Regions from separate parts of the Homo sapiens genome. Here all the other regions are linked to region 5. A link is an interaction called in ENCODE POLR2A ChIA-PET data of the cell type or tissue named here. Cell type or tissue: CD4-positive, alpha-beta T cell. All regions are shown on one strand. Links, peaks and the distances in the headings refer to the core of each region. The heading gives the core; the rest is flanking DNA. Region 1 overlaps TGFBR1 (transforming growth factor beta receptor 1). Region 2 overlaps TGFBR1 (transforming growth factor beta receptor 1). Region 3 overlaps TGFBR1 (transforming growth factor beta receptor 1). Region 4 overlaps TGFBR1 (transforming growth factor beta receptor 1). Region 5 overlaps COL15A1 (collagen type XV alpha 1 chain).

Evidence for each region. Peaks named below come from ENCODE experiments on the same cell type or tissue, not always from the same donor. Only the 100,000 strongest peaks of a DNase experiment are listed, where the experiment ranks them.
Region 1: POLR2A ChIA-PET joins it to region 5 with 10 read pairs; 10 of 35 experiments call an interaction of 5 or more read pairs at or near these places.
Region 2: POLR2A ChIA-PET joins it to region 5 with 13 read pairs; 16 of 35 experiments call an interaction of 5 or more read pairs at or near these places.
Region 3: POLR2A ChIA-PET joins it to region 5 with 27 read pairs; 11 of 35 experiments call an interaction of 5 or more read pairs at or near these places.
Region 4: POLR2A ChIA-PET joins it to region 5 with 22 read pairs; 16 of 35 experiments call an interaction of 5 or more read pairs at or near these places.

Annotation. Positions count from the first base shown.
Region 1 is chr9:99,138,290-99,142,654 of GRCh38, forward strand. It overlaps TGFBR1 (transforming growth factor beta receptor 1), which reads left to right. Exons shown (of 9, transcript NM_004612.4): 5 at 4,247-4,365. Among named protein-coding and RNA genes, the nearest start is that of TGFBR1, 35 kb to the left of the region's middle. In CD4-positive, alpha-beta T cell, for the core only: CTCF peaks have their summits at 2,617 (motif pointing left) and 2,817; a DNase peak (open chromatin) is centred at 2,602.
Region 2 is chr9:99,116,508-99,123,072 of GRCh38, forward strand. The region is part of intron 1 of TGFBR1 (transforming growth factor beta receptor 1); the gene reads left to right. Among named protein-coding and RNA genes, the nearest start is that of TGFBR1, 15 kb to the left of the region's middle. In CD4-positive, alpha-beta T cell, for the core only: no CTCF peak of the experiment used is centred there; a DNase peak (open chromatin) is centred at 2,764; H3K4me3 peaks cover 736 bases.
Region 3 is chr9:99,131,001-99,137,565 of GRCh38, forward strand. It overlaps TGFBR1 (transforming growth factor beta receptor 1), which reads left to right. Exons shown (of 9, transcript NM_004612.4): 3 at 1,509-1,739. Among named protein-coding and RNA genes, the nearest start is that of TGFBR1, 29 kb to the left of the region's middle. RefSeq lists an enhancer at 6,274-6,403. In CD4-positive, alpha-beta T cell, for the core only: no CTCF peak of the experiment used is centred there; DNase peaks (open chromatin) are centred at 3,971 and 4,701; H3K27ac peaks cover 802 bases.
Region 4 is chr9:99,109,696-99,116,260 of GRCh38, forward strand. The region is part of intron 1 of TGFBR1 (transforming growth factor beta receptor 1); the gene reads left to right. Among named protein-coding and RNA genes, the nearest start is that of TGFBR1, 7.9 kb to the left of the region's middle. In CD4-positive, alpha-beta T cell, for the core only: no CTCF peak of the experiment used is centred there; a DNase peak (open chromatin) is centred at 3,546; H3K4me3 peaks cover 523 bases.
Region 5 is chr9:99,054,370-99,060,934 of GRCh38, forward strand. It overlaps COL15A1 (collagen type XV alpha 1 chain), which reads left to right. Exons shown (of 42, transcript NM_001855.5): 32 at 207-287; 33 at 733-782; 34 at 893-1,003; 35 at 1,891-2,035; 36 at 5,520-5,584. Among named protein-coding and RNA genes, the nearest start is that of TGFBR1, 47 kb to the right of the region's middle. In CD4-positive, alpha-beta T cell, for the core only: no CTCF peak of the experiment used is centred there; DNase peaks (open chromatin) are centred at 2,962, 3,762 and 5,112; H3K4me3 peaks cover 1,839 bases; H3K27ac peaks cover 672 bases.

The sequences.
Region 1 (4,365 bases), core at 366-4,365, 83 kb after region 5:
CCTAAAATCTCTTAATGTTTTATAAAATATAAAAGAGCTATTTTAAAAAGCCATGTACTTTGTTGGTTTAGTTTAGGGCAGTTAGTTATTGAGAGTACTCATGATATAGAAAAGATATATAAACTTGCTCAAAATTTTGAGAATAGGGCTCAGATAGCTGTTTCCTTTTAATCTCTTCCTGACCAGTAGGATGTTTCAATATGGACTATTGACCTTATTAATGGGGAGAGTAAAAATAACTTGTCAGTGTTCTGAGTTGCCAAGGGCTAAATAGATGAATCTTCTGGCAAACTCAAAGAGATAAATTGTTTCTTCAACCACCCTGGTAACTGTACGGACACTTTTCTGCCTATCATGCTGGTGCCTGAGGCCCAGTGTCAGGTCAGATGCTGAAGAAGGAAGGAAGCCTGTCAGCAGGGAGTCAGAATGAGTGGGGACTGCAAGCAGTGACCTTAGACTGTGCTGCTGCCACTTTCTTAGCTTCCGTTAATACCTTTATGCCCATGATTCCTACTTTTTTTTTTTTTGAGATGGAATCTCGCTCTGTAGCCAGGCTGGAGTACAGTGGTGCAATCTCGGCTCACTGCAGCTTCTGCCTCCTGGGTTCAAGTGGTTCTCCTGCCTCAGCTTCTCGAGTAGCTGGGACTACAGGCGTGCACCACCATGCCCAGCTAATGTTTGTATTTTTAGTAGAGATGGGGTTTCACCATGTTGGCCAGGTTGGCCTCCATCTCTTGACCTCGTGATCCACCCACCTCACCCTCCCAAAGTGCTGGGATTACAGGCATGAGCCACTGTGCCCAGCCCCCACGATTCCTATTTTTACTGCCTCTGTCAGAGACTTGTGTTTCAGCTCCACTCTTGTCATCCCTACCCCTGAATCAAATGTATTTCCCAGCTTTCCTATTTAAAAAAAAAAAAAAATGCTGTCATTATCTCTTAGCTTGGCCAGACCTGTAGTCATCTTTTTCCTTCTCCCACCTTCCATTTACTTCAGCAATATTTATTTATTCAAATATTAACAGTGTTTAACCTCAGTTGGTAATTATGGGTGATTTTTATTATTTTTCTTTTAGCTTCTCTGGGTTTTCAAATTTATTTACAAGCATGTACTGCTTTTTTTTGTTATTGACTTTTATTTGTAGAAAATTTCCAATATGTAGAAAAGCAGAGTAGTTACAGTGATCCCTCATCGTCCAGCTTCAACAGTTGTCAGGTCACTGCCAATCATAATTGATGTCTGATCCCACCTACTCTGCCCTAACTGTGTTATTTGAAGCTGGTCCCAGACAATATGTTTTCATCTGTAAACACTTATAAAATGTAATTTGTATCTTCAAATGATGAGGAAATGTTTTTATGAAACAACCACACTACCATTGTCAGTTTTTTAAATGTTATCAAATATCCAGTTAGGTTCAATTCTATAATTGTCTCCTATTAAAAAAATTATTTATTCAAATTATGATTCTAAGTCCACAAGTTATATTTAGTTGATATTTCTCTTATGTGTCTTAAAATTTAGGTCCCCCCTTCATCTTTTTTCTCCTCTCGCAGCTTATTTGTTGAAGAAATTGGATTGTTTATCCTGAAGGGCCTATCACATTCTGGATTTTGCTGATTGCATTTCCATAGTGTCTCTTAACTTGTTCTTCTATCTTTTCTGAAAACTGGTAGTTAGATTTAGAAGCTAAACCTAATTGGAGTTTTATTGGTTTTCTCAAAATACATACTAAGGATATTATATACATCCTATTGCATCATATGTGGAGGTGTATAGTGTTTGATTAAGACGGGGCAGTGAGGTATATGATGAATGTAGGTAGCGATTATCAGTGGCACCTGACAATGTAATACCTCTTAAGTTAAAAACAAAACAGGCCGGGCACAGTGGCTCACGCCTGTAATCCCAGCACTTTGGGAAGCCAAGGTGGGTGGATCACGAGGTCAAGAGTTCAAGACCAGCCTGGCTGGCCAAGATGATGAAACCCCATCTCTACTAAAAATACAAAAAAATTAGCCAGGCATGATGGCAGGTGCCTATAATCCCAGCTACTTGGGAAGCTAAGGCAGAGAATTGCTTGAACCTGGGAGGTGGAGGTTGCAGTCAGAGCTGAGATCGCACCACTGCACTCCAGCCTGGGCGACACAGGGAGACTCTGTCTCAAAAAAAAAACAACAACAAAACAAAACAAAACAAAAAATAGTAATCAGTCTGACCAAATCCTTAGTTCTCATTTTCGTTTCTGCCTTTATCACCATTTATTTCCTCCCCCAACTCTTAAAACAACCTTTTCTTTATTTACTGTGTTTGATGACCCTAGACTTTCCTTGTTCCTTCTTACTTCTTCATAGTTGTCTTTGTTTTCTCAACTCTTACTCTTCTCACTGGTTCATATGAAGGTACTGATTTTATAAGTGGTAATTTCTTCCTTAAGAACATAGCCACATTCATGGTTTCAAACTCTACCATGTTGGCAACTCTCAAATCTCCATTTGAAAGCTTAAACCTCACCCAGGGTCTGGATTTTGTCACATTCCAAGTTACAAACACAGCAGCACAAAATGTTGGTGAGTCTGTGCCCTGAACTTCTAACCAGGCTGATGCTGTCATCTGGTGGTCACCATGGGAACTAGCTGACCCTACTGGCTCTTCCCTACTCCCCTTCTTTCTTCTTTGTCAGGGGTTAATGTACTTTCTCTGAGCCTAGCCCCTCCACCTCAGTTCCTTTATCTTCTCCTGATTTAGTTAATTCCACCCCCGGCAGCCCTTTATATTTATGGCCCCTTACATATAACCTTCCTTCTATCTTGTCCATAACCTGTGGTTTCCCTTTCTTCCATCTGCCTGTCTTCCACTTTGTTTCTTGTATTTGTGAGCTTTTCAAAATTCAGTAATGGTTAAGAGGCATGCAAATAAGCTAGTGATGTGCCTATATCAAGGAAAAGCAAGGGTGCGAGTTTGGTCAGAATCAGTTTATAAAGTTCATGAAGAACAAATTAATACTAAGTCCTTTTAAATGTACCCAGAAATCTCCTCCAGAATCTTCTGAAAAGTTTCTATTCCTTTCTTAATCTCTTCTAATCAGAGTTGGTTTTCTTCTTCAACCAAATACCTTCAAAATAGAAGCTGTTTCATGTCAATATGGATTTTTTCTTTTGGTTTACAACCAGCAGGGAAAGAAAGAGCACAGTTTATGTACTTCTTACCTAAAGAATCTAGCATTCCGTTTTTTAAATCTTAACAGTCTTACAAAGTAAGACTTTATTCTTGTATAAAAGGAGAAACAGGCTCCTTGTCAGTAACAGGCAGGCCGTGGATTCCAACCAGGTTAGAATGACTCTAAGCGTCCATCTTTTACTGGATTGTGCTGTCTCCTAATGTTGTAATGCTTTTTTTCTTCATGGCTTAATTAAGCATGTGGTTTTCCAGCTACTTCTAGGTTAAATTAGATTGTCGTGGACCAGTCTAGCTTAGGAGCCTAGCTAGTGTCTTTACCATTATTCCTATGAGAAAACATGTTTTAAACTCGTGTTTTGGCTTACAGAGGAAATTTTGGAACCCACGTTCCTCGTTGTTTGAGTTTAGTCCCAGCTTTTCCAGTTTTGCTCCTGACATTTCAGTTCCTATTTCAGCTTCCCCATGTGTTAGAGGTATCACTATTTCTGTTTTTCTAAGCTAGCAACCTTGGAATCATAATCATCTTGTCTTGCGTCTTTGTGAACTGTGTACACAATCTGTCACTAAAGCTTGTCATTTCTTGTTGAAACTCACTTTCAGTTTTGTCCCATACTCTTCCATTCCCACTGTGGCCACACTGGTCTCCGGAGACTTCTCACCTCCTTGCTTCCCTCTCTGTTCCTTCCTTTTTTTTAACCTTCTCTCCTTCCAGGAACAGCCACTGAGCACCCAACCCGACCCAGAGATTTTTCTAGGCACTTAAGAGTGCCAGCTCTGATACCAATTATCTGTGAAGACTCAAAAAAGTCACCATCTTTGTCTCTTAAATGGGATTAATTATACTTGCCTTATCTCAAGAAGAGGGGCTTACTCTGAGGAACTAAAGGATGTGTACATAAAAGTATAAAACAAACAATGTAGAAGAAAATGTGAAGGAAATACAGACTTAAGGTGGCATTATATTGCAGTGTGTGACTCAGGATTGAGAGTAAAAAGTAATAACCATTGAACAAATAAATCATAAATGGTCTGCAGCCCAACCGAAATGTTAATTCTGTTTTACAGACAATGGTACTTGGACTCAGCTCTGGTTGGTGTCAGATTATCATGAGCATGGATCCCTTTTTGATTACTTAAACAGATACACAGTTACTGTGGAAGGAATGATAAAACTTGCTCTGTCC
Region 2 (6,565 bases), core at 1,207-5,206, 62 kb after region 5:
ACCATTCTAAACTATTATCTAGAGACTAGTGATTATTGACTTACATATAGATTTCATAATTCTGCAAGATAGTCTTCGGTGTTGTATCATCAGTTATCCAAGGTATAAATAACATCAAGACCCTTATGCCTCTGAGCCTGATAGATCCTTATCTTTTAATAACCAACCCCCCACTTTCTTCAGTAGCCATGATGCTACTGTATCAATGCTACCAGCAATTGGAAACCCATATTCCTAATGCCAAGTCTCGGCATGTAGATTTTGAGGTCTGAAAACTTTATTAGCTTGGTTACAGTACATCTCAAGCCTAAGTTTTCATATACACATAGTTTAGTCTCAAAGGGCAAATGTTTCCCTGAAAGGAGTTCAGTCAACACTAGATGCTTATATCTTTAGGCTCCAAGGGAGTCCAAAATTTAATGATTAAAAATATTATAAAAATGCAAATATAGAAATAATACAAAAGCTCCTTCCTTTTGGTGGGCTTTTCTGTCCTTGCTTGGTTCAATTCAGCTGTGTTCTTCTAGGAGACTGCAACCACAATTTAACTGCTTTGCTTTGGTATTTTGTTTGACAAGGGAGATGAATGTTTCAGATGAGACGGAGTCTCACTGTTGTCACCCAGGCTGGAATGCAGTGGCGCGATCTTGGCTCACTGCAACCTCTGCCTCCTGGGTTCAAGTGATTCTCCTGTCTCAGCCTCCCGTGTAGCTGGGATTACAGGCATCTGCCACCACGCCTGGCTATTTTTTTTTTTTTTTTTGTATTTTTAGTAGAGATGGGGTTTCACCGTGTTGGCCAGGCTGGTGTCGAATTCCTGACCTCAGGTGATCTGCCTGCCTCGGCCTCCCAAAGTATTGGGATTACAGCGTGAGCCACCGTGCCCGGCCTTCAATTTTTTGCTTTAAGTTAGAATCCTGTTTGCTTACTTTTTCTGACCCAAATGTTTTAAAAATGTTTTCCTGTGTTTTCATTTAAAAGATTGGTTTTACCTCTCACATTGAGATGTATCTGGAGTTGGTTATTTATTATGGTATGAGATTTTTATTATTTTTAAAATACGGATATCTGGTTGACTCAGAACCATTTATTGGTAAAACCTTTTTTCCCCCAGTGTACAATCACCTTCATCATAAATCAAGAGGTTGTATATGTGAGGGTCTGTTTCTCTGTAATCTCTGTTCTGTTTGCCCATTTGTCCTTGTGCCATTACCATACTGTCTTAATTATTATGATGTTAGGAGTCTTGATATCGAGTAGTGTTAAGTCTTTCAAAGATTGCTTTGGTTATTCTTGCGATGTTGTTTTTCCATATAAATTTCAGAATCAACTTGTCAGTTCCCACTGAATAAAAAAACCCTGTGGGGATTCTGATTTGATTTTATTGAATCTACAGATCACTTTATGGAATATTGACCTCTTTACAGTATTGAATCTTCCAGTTAGGAACTTGTCACTTTTCTCCATTTATAAATACATTTTAAAATTTTATTTTATCTCCTTTGTAATTTCTATCAATAAGTAATATTTTTTAAGCTTTCTCTGCAGAGGTCTTTACCTGTCTTTTGTTAGGTTTATTCCTAGTTTTTAGATTTTTAAAAAACGTTTTCTATTTATTACTGGTTTAAGAATGATTTTTTAATTTAATTTTTTTTGGTATAGTGAGTAACCTTATATTAGTGACCTTGCTAGATTGACTAATTGATTCTAATAGTTGATCTGTAGGTCACTTTTGGATTTTCCATGTACATAGTTGTCCTCTGCAAGTAATGATAGTTCTGTGTCTTTCCAGTCTATCTTCCTTTTGTTTATTTCTGACTTACTACACTCAGACTTCTAATACAATGTTGAGAAGTAGTGATGGATATCTCTTTCTTATTTGTGATTTCAAGGGAAAATGACAGTCATGCAACATTAAATGTAATGCCTACTTTTATGCCTTTTATTTAATCTGATTATTTCAGAATTTTTTTTAAATTCTGCAATTTACTGAAATTTTTAAATATCATGAATAGCTGTTGAATTTTATCAGTTTACTAAGATTTTTAAAAATCATGAATAGCTGTTGAATTTTATCAGTTTTTTTGTTTTTGTTTACATCACCTAAACTGCCAAACTCCCTTACTGTTTTCTTTCTTTTTTTTTTTTTTTTTTTTGAGACAGGATCTCACTCTGTTGCCCAGGATGGAGTGCTGTGGCCTGATCATGGCTCACTGCAGCCTCAAACTCCTGGGGCTCAAGTGATCCTTGTGCCCCAGCCTCCCAAATAGCTGGGACTACAGGTGCGTGCCACCACACCTGGCTCAAACTTTTATTTTGGCATCTTTTGTACAATGTTTTTGTATATCCTCTACCTAAAATGACTTTCCTTTCTTCACTAGCTTTCCTTAAGTCTTAGTTTAGGTGTCATATTTCAGAGAAATCTCCCTTTTCTGTCCTCTGATCTGTGCACTTTGCATCATCATTTATCAGTGGTGTGTTCTCTGCATTGTGAATCTGAGGGCAGGAATCTCAATCCTAATTATCTCTATCCTCCTAAAGGTTTTTTCTTTCTTCCTACACAGGTTACATTCACTGTTGTGTTCTGAGAAAAGGTGTTCAGGCCTTGCTTTCTGCTTCTAAAATTACTAACTGCCCAGGACCATCAGTTCATTTCTTCAACTGTGGCTCCAACAGATCTTTCGCTGTTTGCTGGCCCAGGTATTGCTCTCCTCTGCCCCGAGTCAATGGCAGCTGGGAGTGGTTACCACTTCCTTCTCTTACCACAGTTCCTTCTCTACCACAGTTCTGTTTTGTATGTCATTCCCCTAGCCCAGGATGATCAGCCACTTTCATTTACGTTCATTATTACACCTTATTATCTGTGCAACCAAGCCAGTCTCTCCTACAGCCACTCGTGCTTTCCAAAGGGAAAGGTTGAAATTTTCGGTTTTGTCCTACGTGAGGGGTTGTGGGGAGTAGGGGTGGAAATCACTGTAGATTATCAAGTAATCCTTTTTTTCTTTGTGTACTTTTGGAATAAATCTAGATTATGTTGATGTAACTGTTAGGACATTTCTGTTTCTTCATCTCTAAAGGAGCTGGGATCTGATATTTCTGTTCATATTCCTTCCAGCATGAACATTTTATGGCTAATTAGATATTAACTTATTTATTAGGGATATTACATATACACACTGGGTGTGTCCCTACACTGTTAATTTGGGTTGGAACTGAAAATATACTTTCTGTGTGTGCCTACTGCTACTGTAGTGAAGTTCTTGAGCCAGGTCTGTTCAGTCATATTGTTGAAAAACTGTATGAATATTTATGAAGGAGAAAGAGCTGATAGGTACCATGAACATTCACTGTTGTATATGCATATGGTTTATATTGTGTTCTGTGTCAGTATTGCCTACCAGAGCTGTCTCAACATTAGCTCTGATTCTCTGTCTAGCATCTAGACCAGAGACTGGCACGTAATAGGAGCTCCAAAGAAATACTTGTTGAAAAAGTGCATAAACTAATTTTTGAACATTTTATTATGTGCTGGGCACTGTGCTAAGTATTCTATGTATGTTATTTCATTAACCCTCAAACCTTCTGAGATTGGTACTGTTTGTTAGTATGTTATAAATTTAGGAAGTAAGTTGAAGAAATTTAGGTTCAAATAAGTTAAGTGACTTCCTCAGGATTACTCAGTGCCTGACTGGCAAAGATAGGATTTTAACTTAAGTTTTTCTGTCTCTGAGTTCCATCAACTTAACTACCATATCCTTATAATACCTACCCACTAGTCAAATTAAAATCTAATAAGAAACTGTGTAAAAGCATACTTAGATTGAGAGGAAATAAGAAATTTGGTTATTGTTTTAGCACTCACCTTTAGACATAGAAGTTTCTCCATTTCTTTTCAGGGCCTGGGGTAAGGCAAAGTGTGCACATCTGCTCTGTATATTAAAATATCCCCTCAACTCATTGAAGTGGAACAAAAACAAGGTCACTTGACAGGACTGTAATTGTAATCACACTATACAGCTTTACTTCCTGCCCTTTAGTAGTAGGACCATTCCCTTGTCCTTAAACATGCTTCTAAAATACCAGTTTTAATGGCTATATAGTCTTTCATTTATGATTGTATAAGGATTCATTCTGTCATTGTATTGTCATTCACATAGGTTGTTTTCAATCATAAAATACTGTAATGAACATCTGCAAGTTTAGATTTTTGCTCTCACCTATTGTTTCCTCAGACAACTGTAAGTAGTAGAATTGATGGATTAAAAGATACTTTTTAAAGGCTCTGACTCTTCTAAAATGTGTTGTTAAACTCCTCAGATCTGCTAACCAGATCTTTATGCTGTACTTGTGTGATTTATTTCGAATCTAAGTGAAAGCCTTTGTATTAGTTACCCTGTTAAATCCCATCTTGCCATTTGGGCAGCCTATTCTTAGTGTGTTTTCTCTGATATCAGTTAACATTATATTGGCTAATTCCATAGAAACTAGGAGACTGGAAAATGAAGATAATGTGGAAAAACAAGAGCTTGTGAATTTGGGAGTGCCCTGTTCTTTTAAGATGTGATGTGGGTTAAATGATAAACAATGCATCTTAAATTCTTTAAAAGTGGCAGAAGTAAATGGAATTTATCTGGAAAAAAATCAGGCGTTTATTCTGATGCCCTAAATTCAGGGGTGAAATATTATCTGGACTAGAGGAAAATTTTATGTACATTATATGGTGTTCTCTATTTTGACAAGCTTACTTTGATATTACTGCTGCAAGGTAGCCCCAGGAGGGTTGAATTGAGAAGAACTGAGTATTTTGAGGAACAAAACCTAGGATAGTAGGCTGGAGGGAATTGGAGGTCAGGGTTTTAGCCATGTATACAGAGATAAGCAACATATTTAATAAAAAGAAAAGGAGAATCTATATAGTATGCTTTACTCCAAAGCTGGATGAGGGAGAAAAGAGGACACGTCTCCTTGAGAAGGGGGCATGTGTTGAGAATGGAGAAAAGGGGTAAGGCAGATTACTCAGAAGAACTGGGGTAGAAGAATAGGTTGGATGATAAAAGGGGCTGACATTAGTCCCTGAAAGTTTTTTTTAAATAACTTCCAACTTTTGCCTTCACCTTTGCCAGCAGTGATGTGATCTGCTTTCAGCTGTAGTGAAGCAAACTGCATAAAGGACATTGTGCATGTTAGGTCTTTTACTTGCCTGTTGGTACATGTTTGTAATATTTGGAAATACTCTCACTGCGAAGAAAAGTATAGTTGTGCTGTAGTGGGTAGGGTGAGGAAAATAAGGGTCATCACCAGCAAAGTCAGAGTGATGAAAAAACTGGATTACAACACTCTGCTTGACTTTGCATAGATAAGTAAGCCAAGCAGAGTGTTTCCTGGATGTAGTTAAAATACAAGCTTGGAGCACAGGTAAAAGGCCAAGAGGCTTGGAGATGTACATCTGAGATGTACCAAAGGGCCAAGTGCAAAGTAAGTTTGGGAAGTTTAGTGTCATATAAAAACTAATAAAGAAAGGGTGGTACTCTGTCTCATATCCTGAAACGTTTTGAAAAGAATATTGAATTTGACCAGAAGGGCATTGCTAGTGAATTTCAAAGAGAGATTTCAGTTGAGCTCTGAACTGGAGGAAGATGGGTGATAGAAGGCTGGAGAGGGCCAGTAACAAGGGTTGAAAAAGGAAAGAGTATTCAAGCGTATGCATAAAAAGACTACGGGTAGGTTGTGTAGATGATGACACACTAAGCCTGGGAAGACAAGGTTTCGGTGCTAATTTTTATTTCTTTAACAAGGGTGATAGAAATATCTGTTCCATATATTAATACTATACACAACTGTTTACCTCTCAGCTTTTCTAGCAAGACATATGGGCTTGTGAATTAACCCTGGGTAGCCCTGGCATTAGATAGAATTAATAGTGCTTCCATATGTGACCTCGAGACGTACTGAAATGAGGCAACCAAGGAAATCCTTTATATTGGGACCAAGAGCCAAGATCTCAACTTGGGATATGTTACCCCGAGAGTTGTTACCCCGATACTATAATACCATGAATAATAACCCCAAGGGTCCTGTTGTCTCTTTTTCCTCATGTCACTTCCTTTGGTACTAACTGTCACCATGCTAACATCTGCAAACTTTGAAAATTCTGATTTATTCTGCAATATTTGGAAATTTCACTGCTAGTAATTGTATTTCCTGGCATGGTTCTGATATAATTTTCTGTGTACACAGTAGCTTTTCCTTTTAGTGCTGAATCACACTGAAATCCTTGTTTAACCTAAGTTATAGTTGCAAGGGAGCTATCAAGACAAATAATTACAGTGATGGTGAAGTGAATACAAGTCAAACATCCCAATCTGAAATTCAAAACCTTTTGAGCACACCAACATGATGCCACAAGTGGAAAATTCTGCACATAAGTACTTAACATGACCTTTGTTTCATGCTCAAAATTATTTCAAATATTATATTAAATTACCTTCAGACTATATATATAAAGCATATATGAAACATGAATGAATTTTATACTTAGACTTGGGTCCCATTCCCAAGATGTCTC
Region 3 (6,565 bases), core at 2,203-6,202, 78 kb after region 5:
TAAGAGATATAGGGAACAGATTTAGATGATCCAATATGCTTATTATCAGAATTCCAGAAAAAGGCATGAAATCATAAAGAAGACAGAATACCAGGCAAAATTAATGAAAAAATATTAATCCAAACACATATAATAAAAAGTATCAATTTCAAGAATAAAAGAATTATATAAGCATTTAACACACATAAACATTGGTTACCTGTAAAAGGTGAAAAAAAAAAACAGGTTCAGATTTTCTGCTTAAATATCAAAGGGCAAATGGAACATTTTTACGATCACCTAAAATTCTTGAAATAGGCCAAGATTTTTCATATACAAAGGCAACAGCCTTCTTGCCACAACTAAGTTCAGTGTACAAGGGTGCATGGACTCTTCCTGAAAGAAATTACTAGAAATAGGATTCTGTATGATAAGAGATTAATCTACTGAAGATCTTAAGAATGGGAAAGATGTGATATGAAAGAAATGGTGGTAAGCAGTAAACCAGTAAGACTCAGGATGAATGTCAAAATAATTGTAATTTTCTGAAACAACCAGAAAATCTTAATTATTAATAGAAGTTACAAGAAAATGATCTGGACTTAAAAGTCCAGGAGGTTAAGATAGTATAAAAAGTATATATATGCAAACTCTGTTAAAAAAAAAAAGTAAAAGATATGTTCTGCCTTTAAAAAATTGGTGGACCTATTGGCCGGGCATGGCTCATGCCTGTAATCCCAGCACTTTGGGAAGCCAAGGTAGGTGGATCACTTGAGGTTAGGGGTTCGAGACCAGCCTGAGCAACATGGTGAAACCCCGTCTCTATTAAGATACAAAAATTAGCCAGGTGTGGTGGCACATGCCTGTAATCCCAGCTACTTGGGAGGCTCAGGCAGGAGAATCGCTTGAACCCGGGAGGCGGAGGTTGCAGTGAGCCAACATCATACCACTGTACTCCAGCCTGGGCAACAAGAGTGAAAATCCATCTCAAAAAAAAAAAAAATTGGTGGAGAGATATATACTGAAATGTGAGTTGTTTAGAAGTGATGAAGATGTATGTGGTTTTTTTTTTCGCTTGTTTTGATATTTTGTTGTTTTTTTTGTTGTTGTTTTTCTTGCTATGAGCATGTACTGGCCTTGGAACAAGAAGACAAGCCAAACATTAAAAAAAATATGATTTTTAAGGAGATGTTAATAGGTATTGTTACAGGTTATTGGTATTAGTGACCTGATGTGATAAGTGGGGAAGGTCCTATGATATTGGCGGCAGTTGGCCTTGTAATGATGGCTGAAGAATACAGGAGTAAGTGGGTGCTGACAGAGCTGGTGTGCATAAAAGGAGGCCTAGTGGGAGAAGACTGATTCACTTGTTCTGGGTTTGAGCCCTGTAAACTGCTGTAATGAGGCTCTTTGGCTAAGTGGTGGCAGTGGCCAGCTGCAGGAATTGTGTAGGATTGGGAAAATGGGGGTTGCCACCTACAGTGTTTTTGTCGTTGTTGATGTTTATTTCACTCGAGGCCCTTTTTCAGTAAAGTCATCACCTGGCCTTGGTCCTGTGGAACTGGCAGCTGTCATTGCTGGACCAGTGTGCTTCGTCTGCATCTCACTCATGTTGATGGTCTATATCTGCCACAACCGCACTGTCATTCACCATCGAGTGCCAAATGAAGAGGACCCTTCATTAGATCGCCCTTTTATTTCAGAGGGTACTACGTTGAAAGACTTAATTTATGATATGACAACGTCAGGTTCTGGCTCAGGTAACATAATTGTTTCTCCTTTTTCCTAAGACATCTTTTTAAAATTAAGCGATACTTATTTTATTAGTTTTCTAATAAGCCAACTTGCTAGAATGTGAGATAGTATAAATAATATTGCAGGTTTGAACCTAATAAAAATCTTTAAGCTTGATGTATATATGACTGTGGCTGGTTTAAAATAGATTGGAACTTAACTTTAACTGTTAAAGCGAATCAATAAGTCAGCTCCATGGTGGTATAAATTTCAAAGCGTTCTCACTTGTATAATCTAATTTGCTTTTCATCACTGTGAGGTAGAAAGGATAAGAACAATTATTCTCATATAGATGAAGCTGAAGGTCAAAGATATTCACATGATCTGCAGCTAACCCATTCTATTCAGGATTGTTTAGCAGCTTGATGTTTACATTTGAAAACAGGCATGACAGAAATGTATTCAGAATTGTGAAGGTTATTTACTTTTTAAACATTATATGAAATTGTCTTTCGTATAGGCCTGGTTTTTTAAAATTAAACTAATGAACTCTTATGTCATTTTCTCACTTGAGAAAAATGTCTAACCACCTTCTTATTTAATGTAGTTTTGGCCCCTAATGACGTTTTCTTTTCTCAGTTCTATTTGTTGATATTTGTGGCATCAGAAGTAGATGAGCTAATTGTCAGAGTCATCCCAAGGTGGATTTTGGCATAGCAGTGCTTCATGTTTAAACTGAAAGGGGGTTATCTTTTACTTTTTCTTGCATGTGGTTTGGAAAAATATTAAGAGAGGAACACTCCTATCCCCTGTGTTTTTAGAATTTGACACTTGGTGAAGAATAAATAGATCTAGGTTTCAAGGCAAGCTTTGTCATTGATTGGCTGTATAACCTTGGTTAGAACATGTTTCCTCTTTGGGCTTCTGTTTCCTCATCAAAAATATGGAACCCATACTGTTGATAAAAACACTTCAAGTGGTTTGTTAAGACTTTTAAATGAGATGTACTATCCTTTGAAAAGTATGAGTCATCTTCAAATAAGGGCTAAATTCATGAATAAAGTGAAAATTTGTAAAGCGTATATAATGAAAATTTCACTAATTTTGGTGAAAGCCCATCTCTATTAAAAATGCAAAAAAATTAGCCGGGCGTAGTGGCATGCGCCTGTAGTCCCAGCTACTCGGGAGGCCGAGACAGGAGAATCACCTGAACCTGGGGGGTGGAGGTTGCAGTTAGCTGAGATCGCACCACTGCACTCCAGCCTGGGAAACAGACTCCATCTAAAAAAAAAAAAAAAAAAAAATTTTCACTAATTTTATAATTGAGTGATATTAAAGGAATGTTAAAGCAGAAGTTGTGACTGGGTAAGAATATAATTCTGAAGCATAAAATCACATCTAATGTTGCAGAAAGCTCATATAATGACAAATGTCTATTTATTTTAAGGAAATGAATATATATTGGTATGTATGCATATCCATTCATTTAAGAATGAAGAAACTGATTTTATTACCTGAATTATTCTTCTATAGAATTTGGCCATATGTATTCAATAAGAGAGCTCTCTCCTTGACTACTAGGACACACACAGGCTCGCACTGGAGCTCACGTCCCAGAAGGCAAGCTTAGGGATTCCTGAAACAGTTGTGCAAGGAAGACAATGAGAGTTTGGACTTAGATGAAGCAGTCTTAGTACTGAAGGTGTGATAGTCTTTAGGCAGGCCTGGTGGACAGAGGTTATTTTAGAGCTTTCCTGGGACTTCCCATTTATTCTCAGTTCAGATCTTCAAAAAGATTTTGCTCATTCTGGAAGTCATCCTGCTCAAAACTGTGATAATCAAGGACCAGAGTCACAGAAAATCAGGATGGCTACAGATATTTGGAATTAATCCCTCAAACCTGTTCTCTTGTTTCTAAACTTATACTCCGGAAAGACACAGCACTCATGCCACTTGCCACAGTGGAATAAGCCCACCTAACTGATTAAAGGAATTGGTGGGTGGGTGGCAGTTGATTACTGGATAAGAATATCTTCATTAACCTTTTAAGATATAAACATGAGAAACAATGGAATAATTCTGTTTCCATTATATATATATATATATATATATATATATATATATATATATATATATATATTTCTAGATCCATGAGGGACCATAGCTCTCTGTTCTCTGAAAGCTTCTCTCCCTCCTTTGATGCCTTACCCTGCAAAAACTTGTCTGCATTGCTTGCTAGCTCTGTGGCTTTGGGCAGTTAACCAATGTCTCATGCTTGAGTTATTTCATCTTTAAAATGAAAGTGATGGATTCTGTGCACATCATTGGATTGTTGTGAGTTCAAGCAAGACAAAATGTTTGCATGAAAGCACTTGGTAAATTGTAGAGTTATGTCCAAATGACAAGTGTTACTCTTATTGAAAACATACTTGGAGGAAAAATCTAACATACAGTATCAGTTGACCACATTGTACAAAACTTAGTTTAAGGCCTCCTTTGCCTGTCATAGTTCATTGTGTACTGAATTCCCTCCAAACCTATCCAGGCAGAAGCCATCTTCTGGTGAATAATAGCAGAAAATGCCATCTGTTTCCCTTCTATTCATTATAAATCCTTAATGCCACCTTAGGCATGAGACTAGTGCCTGTGAATAAGTAAACTGTGTGTTTGTAATACTCTGTTTTTAGTTCTTTCATTAATTGAGGAAAAGGTATAAGCATTTCACATTCTGAATTCATATGTTTATTACTTAGTACCGTGACCATAATTAAGGAAAGGCCCTGTCTCTACCTCTAAAGACTGTGCTTTTAACTTGGGAACTTCAGGGAATACAATGAAGAGCTGGGTTCTGGCAGCTGTACGCCAAGTGTGTGAGTGTGCACATGTGCATATGTGCCAGCTTTTGTAAGTGAGTCTTCTAGGCCAGTGTTTGTTATGGCGTGTGCAGCTTATGAGCTCTTGTAATATATGCATGTTGTTCGGGTCTTATTTCCTGTTCACTGCATGTAAAGCTGTGGAGTCCCTGTTTCCCTTTTGAAGTTTTCTCTCAAACAGTTCTAAAGGTACAGAAGAGTAGAGCAGAGAATATAGAGATCTAAATTAGGCCTATTCAGTTTTGTCTTTAGAAGAAAATTGTTACTTTTTTTTTTTTTTTTTTTGGAGACGGAGTTTCACTCTGTTGCCCAGGCTGGAGTGCAGTGGTGGGATCTCAGCTCTCTGCAGCCTTCACCTCCCGGGTTCAAGCAATTCTCCTGCCTCAGCCTCCTGAGTAGCTGGGATTACAGGTGTGCACCACCATGCCCAGCTAATTTTTGTATATTTATTAGAGACCAGGTTTCACCATGTTGGCCAGGCTGATCTTGAACTCCTGATCTCTAGTGATCCAACCACGTCGGCCTCCTAAAGTGCTGGGATTAGAGGTGTGAGTCACTGTGCCTGGCCAATTGTTAACTTTTTAAAAATGCTCAACTATTCATGTGAAGTAATCCAATATAGATAATACAGTGGATCAAGATTTGCTTTTTAATTTTAATTGACATCTAGAATCCAGTGATAAAGGGGAAGACAAAACCTTTCCTCGTCCTGTTGGCCTTTCTTGACCATACCATTTACACAAGTCCTGAACCTGTCAGGTGTTTTCAGAATTTGTGTTTGTGATTCCTTTTTCTTTTTTATTACTTGTCTTTGCAATTTCCAGATTAGTCTCCTGAAATTAACTCTTAAGTGTACTTTTAAGTCTGTGGTGTGGCCCTCTACAAGGCTTTCATAAAATGTAATAAATTAGTATCTACACTAAACAACATAATTAGAATTGATTATACATAGTGCGAAAGAGCTCTATGATTTAAATAAGGATTTCTGACAGATCTGTTTCTAACTAGCAGCCTCCTTATAAACACAAACAGTTATTTATAGTTATACTGCTAACTACTTTACAGGAGGTGGGGAGGGTAGAGCAAGAGGAAGAAAGGACCCGTTTGAGAAACTTAAGAAGAAGAGCTTCTGATCGCTTTAAAGATTTAACGTTTGGATTTATAAGCATTTCACATCAGGGAACCAAAGAGAGCAGATAATTTCATTTACTGTCATTGGGTTAATTTGATCTAGTAAGCAGCTTTGAGTATAGATTATAAATGACACCAATTTATATGTACATAGATTGTATAAATAAGATATGAGTGAGGAACATGATGTACACTGGCATTTTCTTTGTTAGTGTCAATGTAATTTAAAATGACACTTACCGGATGGTGGATAGGATATTAAGTGATGGTCTCACATATAGTGCCACTTAAATGTTGCAGGTAAGTTAGTAAACCCTTTTAAATGAAGTAAGTATGGCAATACTTAAAAATACATATTTTGGAGAAAGCCAAGTTCCATTAGTGGAAAAACAGTGCTCCATTACCAAGGTAAGTTACTTAGCCTTGTTCTTCAAGATACTAGTGTTGTCTATGTAGCCAGTTGTCAGCAAGTAAATTGCTTTCCTTGAAATAGTTTCTGTGGTGATTTTTACTGACTTATCAAAAAGCCAGAATTTACTTCTGTGTTTCTGCGTTCACATCCTTTTTTCCTCCCATCAGTGAAACTGTTACGAGATTCATCTTTCTAAAATAAGATTTTAAAATTATCTTGCTTCCAGCCATGGCCCTTTTTCTCAGAAATCTTTAAAGGTTCCTCTTTTACCTAAAGCTCTTCATTGGTTATTTTGAGCTTGGTATTCAGTACTCTTCATCTTCTGGTGACAGCTTACTTTCTCTTTTCACTGCTTTGCCACATATATCCTCTCTCTGATTGCCCAAGCTGCTTCCCTAAAAATGTGTCATTCATTTCCCTCTACCTTTGCCTGCAC
Region 4 (6,565 bases), core at 1,420-5,419, 55 kb after region 5:
TTGGTCATGGCTTACGTAACACAGAGTTCTCTGAACAGATGGACTGTGGTTTGATATCATGTGATTGGGTCACATCTTTGCTTCCTGCTTTTGGAATTGAGGGCAGATGCTGGCATATTTCTCAGGGATTTTTTAATGCTTTGTCCCATAGAACTAGCTTGAGGAAAAGTTTTGGAGTCTTCTCAGAATTTATGGTCAGTTTTGACCCAGCCTAACTCCAATACTTAGGATTACATTTAATGCCATTCTTAGCTGAATTTTCTCAATGTCAAATCCAGGCAGTCTCCATAAACATTAAAATTGTTTACCACTCTGAATTAGATCCAATTTTATGTGTTTTGTTTGCTTTCCAGGTAAGTTTCTTATGGCTACCCTTCTTCATCATGAAGAAAATTGGTTGGTAGACTTGTAATTATTCATCTCAGACATCACTTTCTTAAATACTAGTGGACTAAGTTCAGTTGGTTTTATGGTCCAATTTTATAGATCAGATCAAGTCTTTTATAAAGCTGCTCCCTCAAAGAACAATTTCTAATCTAACTTAAAAAAAATTGACTTGCAAAGTATACACACAGGTTGCTTTGAAATTTCTTGAAGGGTTGCAAGAATATGCTACATATTCTATCTGTCTTGTCTCGTTTAATTCTCTCTTCTCTCTTTTTTTTTCTTTGACCATGGCTAATACGGCATCATTTAGTTCTCATAACCAACCTTGAATGGTAGTTGTATAGAGTACCAAAACTTCTTACTTATTTGCTGCTTAATTTCCAAACTCTTAAGCCCATTTGTTCCCAGATACAGGTGACCAGTGCTCAGAAGATAACTGTAGGTTTTGATAACATCGGCTCTACCCCAAGATTCTTTTCAACTCTAAACATTATCCAAAGGTGTTAGTATTTTTTCATCGTCTAATCGTAAATATATATATAAAAGAAAGACACTGCTTTGAATGGCACAGATGTAGACTAACAGTAGTTCAGCCACTGAGACTCAAATGATTTTGTATTACCATAAACCCCATCTGCCTGGGCAGGCAGAATTGACACAATTTTGCTCAGATTGGAACCTAGTTCATATCTATGAAAGAAGACCCTCTTTGTTTCCATTTTATAGACCAGGAAACTGAAGTTATGCTGTTAATGAAAGGTGGAGCCTTCAGTTAAGCACTCCAGGGTATGTACTCTTTTCCTATACAAATGCTCCTCTACTTATGATGGGGTCACGTACGTCCATGCTCCTTTCATATAGAGTAAATACATTGTTAGAGCCACTTCAGCAGGAAAGTTTCCTTTCCCTTTTTTGCAAACCATGAGAATTTGCTTCAGATTGCCTTGATTACAGTTTTACTATTTCTTTGCAACTGCAGGCCATTCAGATACTAACAGTCTTTCTTTAACATTATATTTTTAGGTAATTTGAATCTTCCTGACGAGTCCAGTGATAGTTGATCACTTACTATTTGTATTGATTTATACATATATTCATAGCAAATTCTTTTCTTCTAAAAGTTACATAAGCACAGGACTGAAAATTTGTATTAGAGAAAGGAAAAAAACCATCACCAGCCATTATTAACATTTGGCATATCCTGCACCCATGCTTTTTTTTTTTTTTTTTTTTTTTTTTTTTTGAGTATAAAAAACCATTCTTGGGCTGGGCACAGTAGCTCACACCTGTAATCCCAGCACTTTGGGAGGCCGAAGTGGGCGAATCACGAGGTCAGGAGTTCGAGACCAGCCTGGCCAACATGATGAAACCCTGTCTCTACTAAAAATAACAAAAAATTAGCTGGACGTAGTGGCAGGCACCTGTAATCCCAGCTGCTTGGGAGGCTGAGGCAGGAGAATCACTTGAACTCAGGAGGTGGAGTTTGCAGTGAGCCGAGATTGCGCCACTGCACTCCAGCCCGGGCGACAGAGTGAAACTCCATCTCAACAAAAACAAACAAACAAAAAAACAGCAACAAACCATTCTTTAATCATTCTATTTCAGCAGTTTATGAAAGCTAATAAAAGTGTTTAAATTGACAAACAGCTTCAGTTTACAGAGGAAAGAGCTTCAGTTTACAGAGGAAATAGCTCATCTATTCTTAGCAAATATTTAGTAGTGATCAACATGATGAGAAATATAGGAAAAGTAAGAGGCAGTCTTGCTTTTGAAAAAATTGATGCTGAGGAAATATGACTACAGACTCAGTACTAGCAACCACAGGGACTGCTTTACAGAGGAGGTAGGACTTGATCTCTCTGCCTTGCAGGAGGATAGGGCTTTGAGTGGATGTGTGGTGGAAAGGAGGCACTTCTTGGCTGGAGAGGATGGCATGTGTGGAGAAAGAGCATTCTAAGTTTCAGGATTTCTAAGAGGAGAAATGGAAGTTCATGGTGTAAAGGGTGGGCTCAGAGAATTATGGGCCTTGAAAATCAGGAGAGTGGTTTTAATGTGGAAAAAGAATGTCTAATTGTGCCGCAGAGGGAATGGATCAGGGTGGCTACCCAGTTGGTTTGATGGCATTGAGAACGGGGTGAAATGGTGACTGTATGACATTTGAAACAAAGAAATCAGAGGAATTAGTAGTAGGGCCTGTGTGTGGCTGTTCCCTTGCTTGTGTGCTCTTCCCTCACATACCTGCATGGCTTCCTCCCTCACCTCCTGCAAGTCTTTGCTCAGATGACACCTTTTTCTCAGTGAGGCTTATCCTGCCACCTTTTAAAATATTGTCATCATCCTACAGTGCTTTCCTTCTCTGTAACAATACCTTCTAACATACTGTATTTATTTACTTATCATATGTACTTATTTACTGTTTATTGTCTCCTTCCTATCATTCTATGCTTTGTGAAAGTGGATGTCTTCGTTTTGTTCACTAATGTATCTCAAGTGTATGGAAAGTGCCTGGTGCATCCTAGGCACTCAGTAAATATTTGTTGAGTGGCAGTAGGTCTTAGCTGTAAAGAGGTGGAGTACAGAAATTCAGAGTGACTCCATGAAAGAAAAAAGAATGACTCCAAGCTTTTTTAGGCTGGATAATGCCTTTAACTTAATGAGTAATTTGGCACGAGGATTAAGGGGAGACGAATTCTGGTTTAAGCATGTTGAGTTTGAGGTGAAGGTAGCCAAATAAAATTGCTCAGTAGTCAGCAAAGATTAAAAAAAAATGGAACCTAGTTGGAAATGGGAGAGCACCTTAAGCAAAGAAATGGCTACTAGCATCTAGCATTCACCTCATATTCTCTCTCTCTCTCTCTGTCTTTCTCTTTTGGGGGTAGGAGGATTCTAGTGTCCTAAAACGCTACCTTAAATGGAGTTTTTATTTAGACCCTGAAGTCCTAGCTTGTATCTGGAGTCCTGGTCCGTTTGCTGGGATATGGTTCTTTCCTGTTTTGCAGGTTCATGCTATTTTTCCCCCACCTCTCTTAGTAAAGATGTATATATTCAGAATTACTTGTGATCTTCTGGTTGTATTGAAATTAACCTTCAGACAGTGCTGCTTTCTCTGCAGTAATGCGTTTGATCTTTTGGGAGTGTGGTTCTTGGCTGAGATAAAAGAGAGGAAGTTTCCTGCTTGCGGCCTAGGCCTCAGGTCATGGTTGCTGATGTTACAGGTGTCAGCTTTACTATCTCCTGGAGCTCCCTGATGGCTATCCTTTTAAATGCTTTTCCTGTTGTTTTTCTCAATGAACCAAACACTGGTGCAGTTGTATCCCTAGACCATCTCTCTTTTTCTATTTGGATTGATCTAACTTAAGTTTTTCTTTCAGTTTTGAAGGCAGATTAAATTCATGTGACTTGGTTGTCAGAAATTTAATGAAATATTTGTTTATAGGAGTAGTATATAAGCACCAACATATCTGGCTGTAATTAGAGTCTAATCAGTGTATCTGTGACTCACTTTTCAAAAGAGGATAGTTCCTAATTTACCTGATCGTTGTGAAGATAGTGTACAGTAGTATTTACACTTAGTACATAGCCTGACACCAGTAGGTGTTCAATAAAGGGGAATTATTATATATTTAAATAAGTGAAAGAATGTCTTCTGAAAGAAGAAATACATGTCTGTGTAATGAAGAACTAGAATTAATTGGTAGACTGAAAGGCAGAATTCAGCTCAATGTAAGGAATGACTCTCTACCATAGCTGTCAAAATGGAACATTGTAAGGTAGTATGTTCCCTGTCACCCTGGAACTATTCAGGCAGAGGCTAGATAACCTTCTGTCTGAGAAATTGTAGAAGGAATTTCTTACATTAGGTAGGAGGTCGGACTTGTTTATCTCTAAGCTCTGTTTCTCCTCTAAAATTCTGTACTTTTGGGCATAATCCAAGCTTCCTTGCTTACTGGTTTTAGCCAAATATAGTCTAAATATCCCTAGGATTCATGGCTTCAAGATGAGCAGTATCTTGTTGCTCCTGTATTATACGAGAAAAGTTAGTTTATCCATTGATTGGCTTTTATTTTGGTCATTTTCCAAAAAAGGATTTTGGAAGCTTGAAATAATAGCAAATTCAGTAAGACCAAATCTACTGACCACAAAAGATAAGAATCAGTAAGTCAAAAAGGGAAAGAAAAAGAGAACAATTATCCGTAAGTTTAGCTGAGGAAAGCTTTAGAAGTTGAACACAATACTTAGCTCTGAGTTTTCTGGTAACCAAGGCAAGTAAGGAAGACTGATAATTTGCATAGATCTCATTGCCTATCGAGAATTCATGAGGAGACTGCCACCTTCCTTAATAAAGTGGAGCCCCAAATGCCAAGATTGTCATACAGGGAGAATCTCCAAGTGGTAAGGGGTTATTGCTGGATCTGGCAATAATCTGATTCTTGTTCTGAGGCTTCCCCTTTAACACGTATTGAGGGTTCAATTTAGTGCTGCTGCCTCCATCTTTCTTCTCCAGTTTAAGTCTCTGATCCAAGTATGAACACATTAGTCTTTCCCTAATGCCAATGGAACAGCTGATGTAAGGCTAGGACATTTAAATCAAGCTTTGCTAAAAGCTGGAGGATAATGAATAGAGAGCAACATGAAACTATTTAGTCTGGCTTACAAAGACATTTTTCTCATGCCCTTATCTTTTGGTGTGTCTCCATTTGATACACTTCATCAGAGTACTGCTACCAAAGGCAGAGCCAGACATTTACCTTCAAACAGGTGCAAGTCAGTAAGATCCAGAGTGTCTTTGCTTGGGTTTCTTGTTTGAAGAACTGCTTCATTTCTGAGTAATGGACGTTCGGAATGATTACTTTAGGAGAGACCACACTTATCTGAGAGTGTGGCCCTACTGTACTGGTCTCACAGTAATCCCAGTATTCATGGAAAAGATAGGCACGTACATTAGCATGAGGGCATTCTGTGGTTAGAAGCATTCTGATTTCATTGGGAAAAACAAGCTTCTCTCTGTTCTTGAGCAGAAGCTTTTATAGAAGTCTTTGTACATGGGCCATTGAAAAATAAAGTGAACAATTCGGGTTTATCACTCATGATTTGTAAGGATTCACTTTTCCTTTTTTCTGCAGTTGCTGTACTACTTCAGGTCTGTTCCAGTGTTTCCTTGTTCTCACCACCAAGACTGAACCTCCTTATTTTTGTTCATTTGCTTCAGGAAAACCATTCCATCTAGATTTCCTAGGTGTAAACCTCACTGATTACATAATAGTGTATATTTATAGTTCTAGGACACCTTCTTCAGGCATCCTGTTACATTTCTACATTATAAGATTCTTAAATATGCATTGAATTACAAATAGGTCCCCAGGGAAAAGGCAAAAACGAATGGCTTTTTCTGCGAGAAACTAGGACTAATATAGATATTTGGGAGCACTGAACATGGAGGATAGAGTTAAACTTGAAAAGACATACAGAGATAGAAAAGCAGCAACTGCCCTTTCATTTGTATGCAAGCACACGATATATGTATGGGTTTTTTATTTTTTGCTTGATGTATTCATTTCCAAATCAAACTATAATGTGCTCTAATTGGGTCTCTTTGTTCAGCACGTGGTTGTTGATTTGAGTACTTTCTCCAGTTGAAAAACTGACATTTTAATTTTGTTATTCAATGTGTGATAGATTTAAATAAAAACACCCAAGATTGTGTATTGTAGATTTCCTTCAACAATAATTATATATAATTATTTTATCAAAATAAACAAGTTAAAGTAGTTTTAGTTATTTTGTCTCATTTTACATTTGGGAAAAAAATTACAAATCAGGGGCCAGAGTCTGGTCATGTTTGTCAGTGAGGAAAGACAATTTCTGATTGCCAGTCCCACCAAAGCGTTGGCAGATTAACACAGCATTGTAGATTACTTTCCTAGGAAGAGATGCTCCTTTTTTCTCCCTTTCCATTATTTTGCTTTCCTTCTTTCCATGGTGCATTGTCCTTTTGTTTTCTTCCCTCTTATTTCGATGCATGTATAAACTTGAGCCTTTCTGCTCTCACATTCTTTCTCCCCATGATCATAATTGTTTCTTCACTTTATTCTTAAAAAAAAAAAAAAAGGCCACATAAGTATTTTATGTAGATCTCATCTATCATTTAAGTTTTGTCAGATCCAGCCTGCTCTTGCCT
Region 5 (6,565 bases), core at 1,276-5,275:
TAGACTGAGCTTTTCAAGGTTGAGAATGTGTCTGAAGCATCTACCTCTGCCCTCTTTATGATTTTACACTTGCTGATCTCTCAGGAGGGCTTTGTTTGAGTGGACTTTGCTAAATGAGCTTAGTTTGAAAACCTGTCTCAGAAAGGTTTTATATAGAAAGAAGGTGATTTTCCATTTTTTTTTAACATGTATGTGTTTGGTGGCAGGTGTTAAAGGAGAGAAAGGATCCTGGGGTCTTCCTGGCTCAAAGGGAGAAAAAGGCGACCAGGGAGCCCAGGGACCACCAGGTATTCCAGCTCTTGTTCTCAATCTTGCCTTTGATTTTTTGCTCCTGAGAACAAATGCGACTGAGAAATGTGACCTAGCCAGAGGGTAAGACTAATGACATTCCACCCTGACCACAGGCTCCACTGGTTTCTAGTGAAAACCAAGCATGGGCCTGGCATGTCCAATAGGGAACATTGTCAAGAGAGACCAGAAAATCCAATCATTCATCTTTTATATGCAAAACAATGTCCAAAGAAGGCCAGGGACCTACCTGGGATCCCACAGTGTCTGGGTTGATGGGCCCACAGTAGCTAGCACCTGTTTCTGCTTCCAAGCAGACTCTGTTAGCCAACCCAGTGCAGGCTCACATCCACTAAGATGTAACTGTGGTTGCCAACTTAGAGACTTTTATTTTAAAATTTCTGAAATTACAATCGTGAATTTTACGAAGCATTTCTTTTTCAGGTCCTCCACTTGATCTAGCTTACCTGAGACACTTTCTGAACAACTTGAAGGTGAGTATTTCTCTACCAATATTTGGCCTGTGTTTTTCAGGTTTTGGTTTATGTCAGAGACTGAGTTCATCCCACTCTTACTGAAATATTCCTGTGTTCTCTGCTTCCAGGGGGAGAATGGAGACAAGGGGTTCAAAGGTGAAAAAGGAGAAAAAGGAGACATTAATGGCAGCTTCCTTATGTCTGGGCCTCCAGGCCTGCCCGGAAATCCAGGCCCGGCTGTGAGTAGAGACCCCTCCAAGTCATCTACCCCAAAGACTTACAGCTTTCCCGGAAGCCCCCAATGGGACTAGGCAGTTAGGGCTAGTCATTGTACTATAAGCTGGAGGCAGAGCTTGGGGATTAGCCAGCTCTTTCCCCATCCTTGTTGATTGATGGGCAGGTTGGCTGAGGTCCCTGGAGAGAAGGTAGCTGGTCAAGGCCACATGAAGGTAGGTAACTTCCAGGCCATTAGTCACACTGCCTTATTCATGACATTGGTGGAAAATTCACTCCACACAAAGAATGATTAATGGTGAATGCATCAGATAACAGAAGCAGAATGGAAGGTAAGGAGATATTTTTAGAGGAGCTGTTTGATTCTTCTGAAATTTTATCAAAGGAGCTCCTAGATAGGTGTGGTTTTCCTAGGATGAGAGATTTTTCCAGGTGAAAGGAGAGAAAGTCAAGCTGTGCCCCCAACAAGAATATGACTAGATCATTGACCTTTGGTCCCAGAGCTCACTGTGAGGGTAGAACCAGCAAAGCCAGAGATCAGAGTTCTGCCTCTAGCTCTGCATCTAATTTGCTTCATGATCTTGGGCAAGTCCTTTCACTTCTCTGGGCTTCAGTGTCTCCATCTGTGAAATGCAAAGGCTAGACTAGATGATCTCCAAGGTCCCTTCTGCCTCCAGGAGTCTCTGGGGTTCTCTGTAGAATCATTCAACATAATGACTGGGCTGCCATCTTGGAGGCCTTACCCCACCTTGAATTGTGCCCAAGATTGAGGATAGTAATAACAATAGCTGGTGTTTATTGATTTCTTTTAAATATTCTCATAAAAGGACTAGATGGGACTTCGAGTGATGAATGATGCTTTCTCTCTGTTATTGTGTGCTTGCCTTGACAGGGCCAAAAAGGGGAGACAGTCGTTGGGCCCCAAGGACCCCCAGGTGCTCCTGGTCTGCCTGGGCCACCTGGCTTTGGAAGACCTGGTGATCCTGGGCCACCGGGGCCCCCGGGGCCACCAGGACCTCCAGCTATCCTGGGAGCAGGTTAGTGCCGTAAACAGTGCCCTTGTTCATGCTGTCCCTACCATTGTGTTCAAGGTCACAGCATCTGGGTGGCTTGTCACAGCTGCACTGCCTAACAGAGGGCTTTCCTGGATACCGCCTTCTTTCTTTTTTTTTTAATTGAGATACAATTTGCACATCATAAAATTCACCCACCTAAAGTGTCTAATCCAGTAGTTTTTAATATATTCATGAAGTTATGCAGTCATCACCACTGTCTAATTCTAGACCATTTTCATCACACCAAAAAGAAATTTCATACCAATTAGCAGTTGTTCTCTTTTCTCTCTTTCCCTCTCCTCCACCAGATCTGGGCAACCATGAATCTACTTCTGTCTCCAGATTTGCCTATTCTGGACATTTCATATAAATGGAATCATATAATATATGGCCCTTTGAGTCTGGCTTCTTTCACTTAACACAGTGTTTTCAAGGTTCACCCATGTTGCAGCACGGAGTTCATTCCTTACTGTGGCCAAATAATATTGCATTGTATAGGATATACATTTTGTTTATTCATTAATCTGTTCATGGACATTTGGGTTGTTTCTACTTTTTGGCTATTATGAATAATGCTACTATGAACTTTCGTGTACAAGTTTTTATGTGAACATGTTTTCCGTTCTCTTCAGTATATACGTAGGAGAAATTGCTGGGTCATATGGTAACTCTATGTTTAACTTTTTGAGGAACTGCCAGACTGTTTTCCGAAGGAGTCACAACATTTCTCATTCCCATCAGCAGTGGCAGTGTATGAGGGGGTTCCAATTTCTCCTCCCATATTATGGTATCCTCATTGTATCTTTTTGATTATAGCCATCCTACTTGGTATGAAGTGATATCTCACTGTGGTTTTGGTTTGCATTTCCCTAATGACTAATGATGTTGAGCATCTTTTCACATGTGAGTGGAAACTTCCTGGCTGCTTTGTCAATGCCTTAGGGGCGTGAGAACCTGTCTTAATGACCAGCAGTGACTGGAACTCTGTATATAAAAATCTATTCATCCTTTAGAGCCTCACCTCCTCATATGCAAAACTGGCAAAATTAAAGAAAATCTCTATGTAATGAGCATGTATCAGATGCCAGGCATTTTGCTAATCACTTTGCTATGGTATTTTATTGAAACCTCACAACAACACTTTAAAAAAAGCATTAACATCCCCATTGTACAGGTAAGGAAAGTGAGGCCCAGAGACATTTAGGAACCTTTCCAAGGTCACACAGCTAATAAGTGACACCAACAGGATTCAGACCCAGAGCAGTGTAGCTCCAAAGCCTGTGTTATTTCTACTATGTCCATTGGAGGAGACAATAATAGCAGCAATAATAGCATGAAGGCATACTTTTTTGTTGTTTGGCTTGGCAGGAGCCAGGTATGGTGGAAGCATACCTGGAAAGAGACCTACAGAGTCCTTGGCATAAGGAGAGCTTTACACAGGAGGTGACTTTGGGGCTGGGGCTTTGACTTAGCCTTGGATCTTTTGGCTGCAAGTGATAGAAACGTAACTCAAAGTAGCTCAAGCAAAGGGGAAATGTACTGGGTGTGAAGGAGGGAGTGAACAGTCAACTTGTGGGAGAGGTAGATAAACAGCTGGACCTCAGGAACAGCCAGAGCCAGGGACTCAACCCCTGCAAGGATTCTCTGGCCATCTCTTGTCTCGGCTTCTCTCTGCATGCAGTTTCACGCTTCCTCACCACAAACCACATCCTCTGCACAGCGGGAAATATGGTTACTGACAACTTACAGCTTCCACTGTCAGCTAGAAATCTTGAACTTCTTTTACTATTTTAGTTTGAAAAGTCCTGGGATGGGGAAGTCCTAGAGAAGGGTCCTGATGGGCCTGACTTGGGTGAGGTACCCAATCTTGGACAAATCACCTATGACCAGGAGGTCGGATCACATGAGAACATGGTAGCTCTTTCTGGAACCAAATGGTTGTAGAGGTGAAGGGAAGGTCCCAAGAGAAGGAGATGAGGACACTGGTCCTACAAAGGAAGAAGGTGCCGAGTGTATGGAACCACAGGTGCCCACACAGCCATGAGGGAGGAGTAGGACTACAGGAGGTGGAGGCATATTACAGGGTGAGTGCAAGGTGGAGAAAAACTGTTGTCCACAGCAACACTACATTAGGGCTGCCGGGATGCCTTGCTGCATTGAGCAAGGATTGCTTCTCACATAATGTATAGCAATTCAGTTTACAAAACACTTTCATGGCCATTATCCCATGTAGTCTTCACAGCAACCCTGGGAGGAAGATAAAACAGATATTATTATAAAATTCATCTCACGGATGAAGACACTGAAGCTCACAGAGGTGAAGAGACTTACTTGAGGTCACAAATTCTATTAGGAGGCATGGCTGGGATCCAAATCCGAGTCCACTGGCCCTCTATCCACTAGACATTTGCCACCTGTGTGTGGGTGTTCAAGTCCTATGTTGGAACTGAACATTTGCTTGCAACGACCTGAAGGACTGTATAATTTTACTGGGGCTTGTAAAAACACCCTTAATTCTGCCAAGAGCTTGGCAGATTTGGAGGAGTTGTCGGGGGTAGGGTGAGCAGAGGATGAGAGAGGTAGAAGAACAGCCAAAGGAATAGTTGTAATTATACTACTTTATGTTTGCCTAAAGTAAGGGCTTTTCAGTTGAGGAATCATAGACTCCTAGAGAGTTCAAGGATATACCTCCAGGATTTGTCATCCCAGTAATATTTTTTTATAGAATTATGTGTGCATTTCTCTGGGAAAGAGGGCACTAACCTTGATCTGATTTTTAAGGGCACTGTGACTCTTCAAAAGCTAAGAGCTCCTGGCCGGATGAATGCTGTACATGTACAATTTTCAAAGCACTCAGTTCTCACCGCAGCCCAGGGAAGAAGAAATGCCTATTTTACATTTTGCAGATGAGGAAACAGCTTTGGAGAGCTTGCTGTTTCCTCGAGATCACACAGCTAGGAATGGACAAACTTAAGGACTTGAGTCCATGTCTCTGGCCCCAAGGCCAGGGCTACTGTCACTGCACCACCCTGGTCTCCTCCCACTCCCTAGAGCCTTCTCTTCCTCTTTCTGAGCCTGCTTCCTCTGTTCAGTGTCACATGCTTGTCTCTTGGGTGAAATAAGTTATATGAGTCAGGACATTTTTGAATGCAAGTGACAAAATATTCAACTTAAGCTGGCTTTTATAAAACAACCACAAAAGGAATTGATTCACTTATGAAACGGAAAAGCACTAGCCATGGCTTCATCCAGGGTAACAATCAAGAATCCCAGCTCTTCCCTGAACCAGTCAATGTGGCCTAAGTCACACGCTGGGGGCACAGCACCCAAGATACAGGTGGAAGTTGGGATGCTTTGTGGCGCTGTGAATGGGGTTGAACACACTTCTCTCCGGGAGTCAGCTGATACCTCAGACATTTTTCAGAGTGTGGTTTTTGTGTAACTTCTCTTTTCTGTTTTGTCTTAGCTGTGGCCCTTCCAGGTCCCCCTGGCCCTCCAGGACAGCCAGGGCTTCCCGGATCCAGAAACCTGGTCAGTATTATCATCAGTGTGTAGTCATCATTCCATTTGGGATAGATATACTTAAAACTCTGCCTACGATCTCCTGTGTCTGACATCCCTTGGGGATCAGGCCTTCATGATAGTAGGCTTGGTGCAATTCCATAAATAGTAGAAGGGATTTGTTATCTATTTGGATGACTTATTAAGTAAAAAGACGTGAAAAAACAAAATCATGTATATGTAAGTTCCACCATTCGAATCCTTAATTGACTAAGTTATAACAAGAACCAATCATATTACTTATATATTTTTATATATATATATATATATATATTTTTTTTTTGCTGGATGAGGGGTGGACGGGGTCTCACTCTGTCACCCAAACTGGAGTACAGTGGTGAGATCACGGCTCACTGCAGCCTCAACCTCCCTGAGCTCAGGTAATCCTCTCATCTCAGCCTCCAGAGTAGCTGGGACTACAGATGCACACTACCACACCTGGCTAATTTTTTTTTTTTTTTTTTTGTAGAGACAGGGTTTTTGTTACATTGCCCAGGCTGGCCTTGAACTCATGGGCCACCAAGGTGATTCTCCCACCTTGGCCTCCCAAAGTGCTGGGAGTACAGACACGAGCCACCACGCCTGGCCACCAATAATAGTATTTCAAAAAGCATAAACCTGCTCGGGTGCGGTGGCTCACTCCTGTAATCCCAGCACTTTGAGAGGCTGAAGCAGGAGAATCACTTGAGTCTAGGAGTTCAAGACTAGCCTGGGCAACATAGTGAGATCCTGCCTCTACAGAAAAATGTAAAAATTAACTGGGTGTGGTGGTGCATATCTGTAGTCCCAGCTACTTGAGAAGCTAAGGATCACTTGAGCCTGGGAAGTCGAGGCTCCAGTGAACCATGACTGTGCCACTGCACTCCAGCCTGGGTGAAAAAGCAATACCCCATCTCTAGAAAAAAAAGAAAAAACAAAACAACAAAAGCCCAAGAGCATAAACAATGTTAC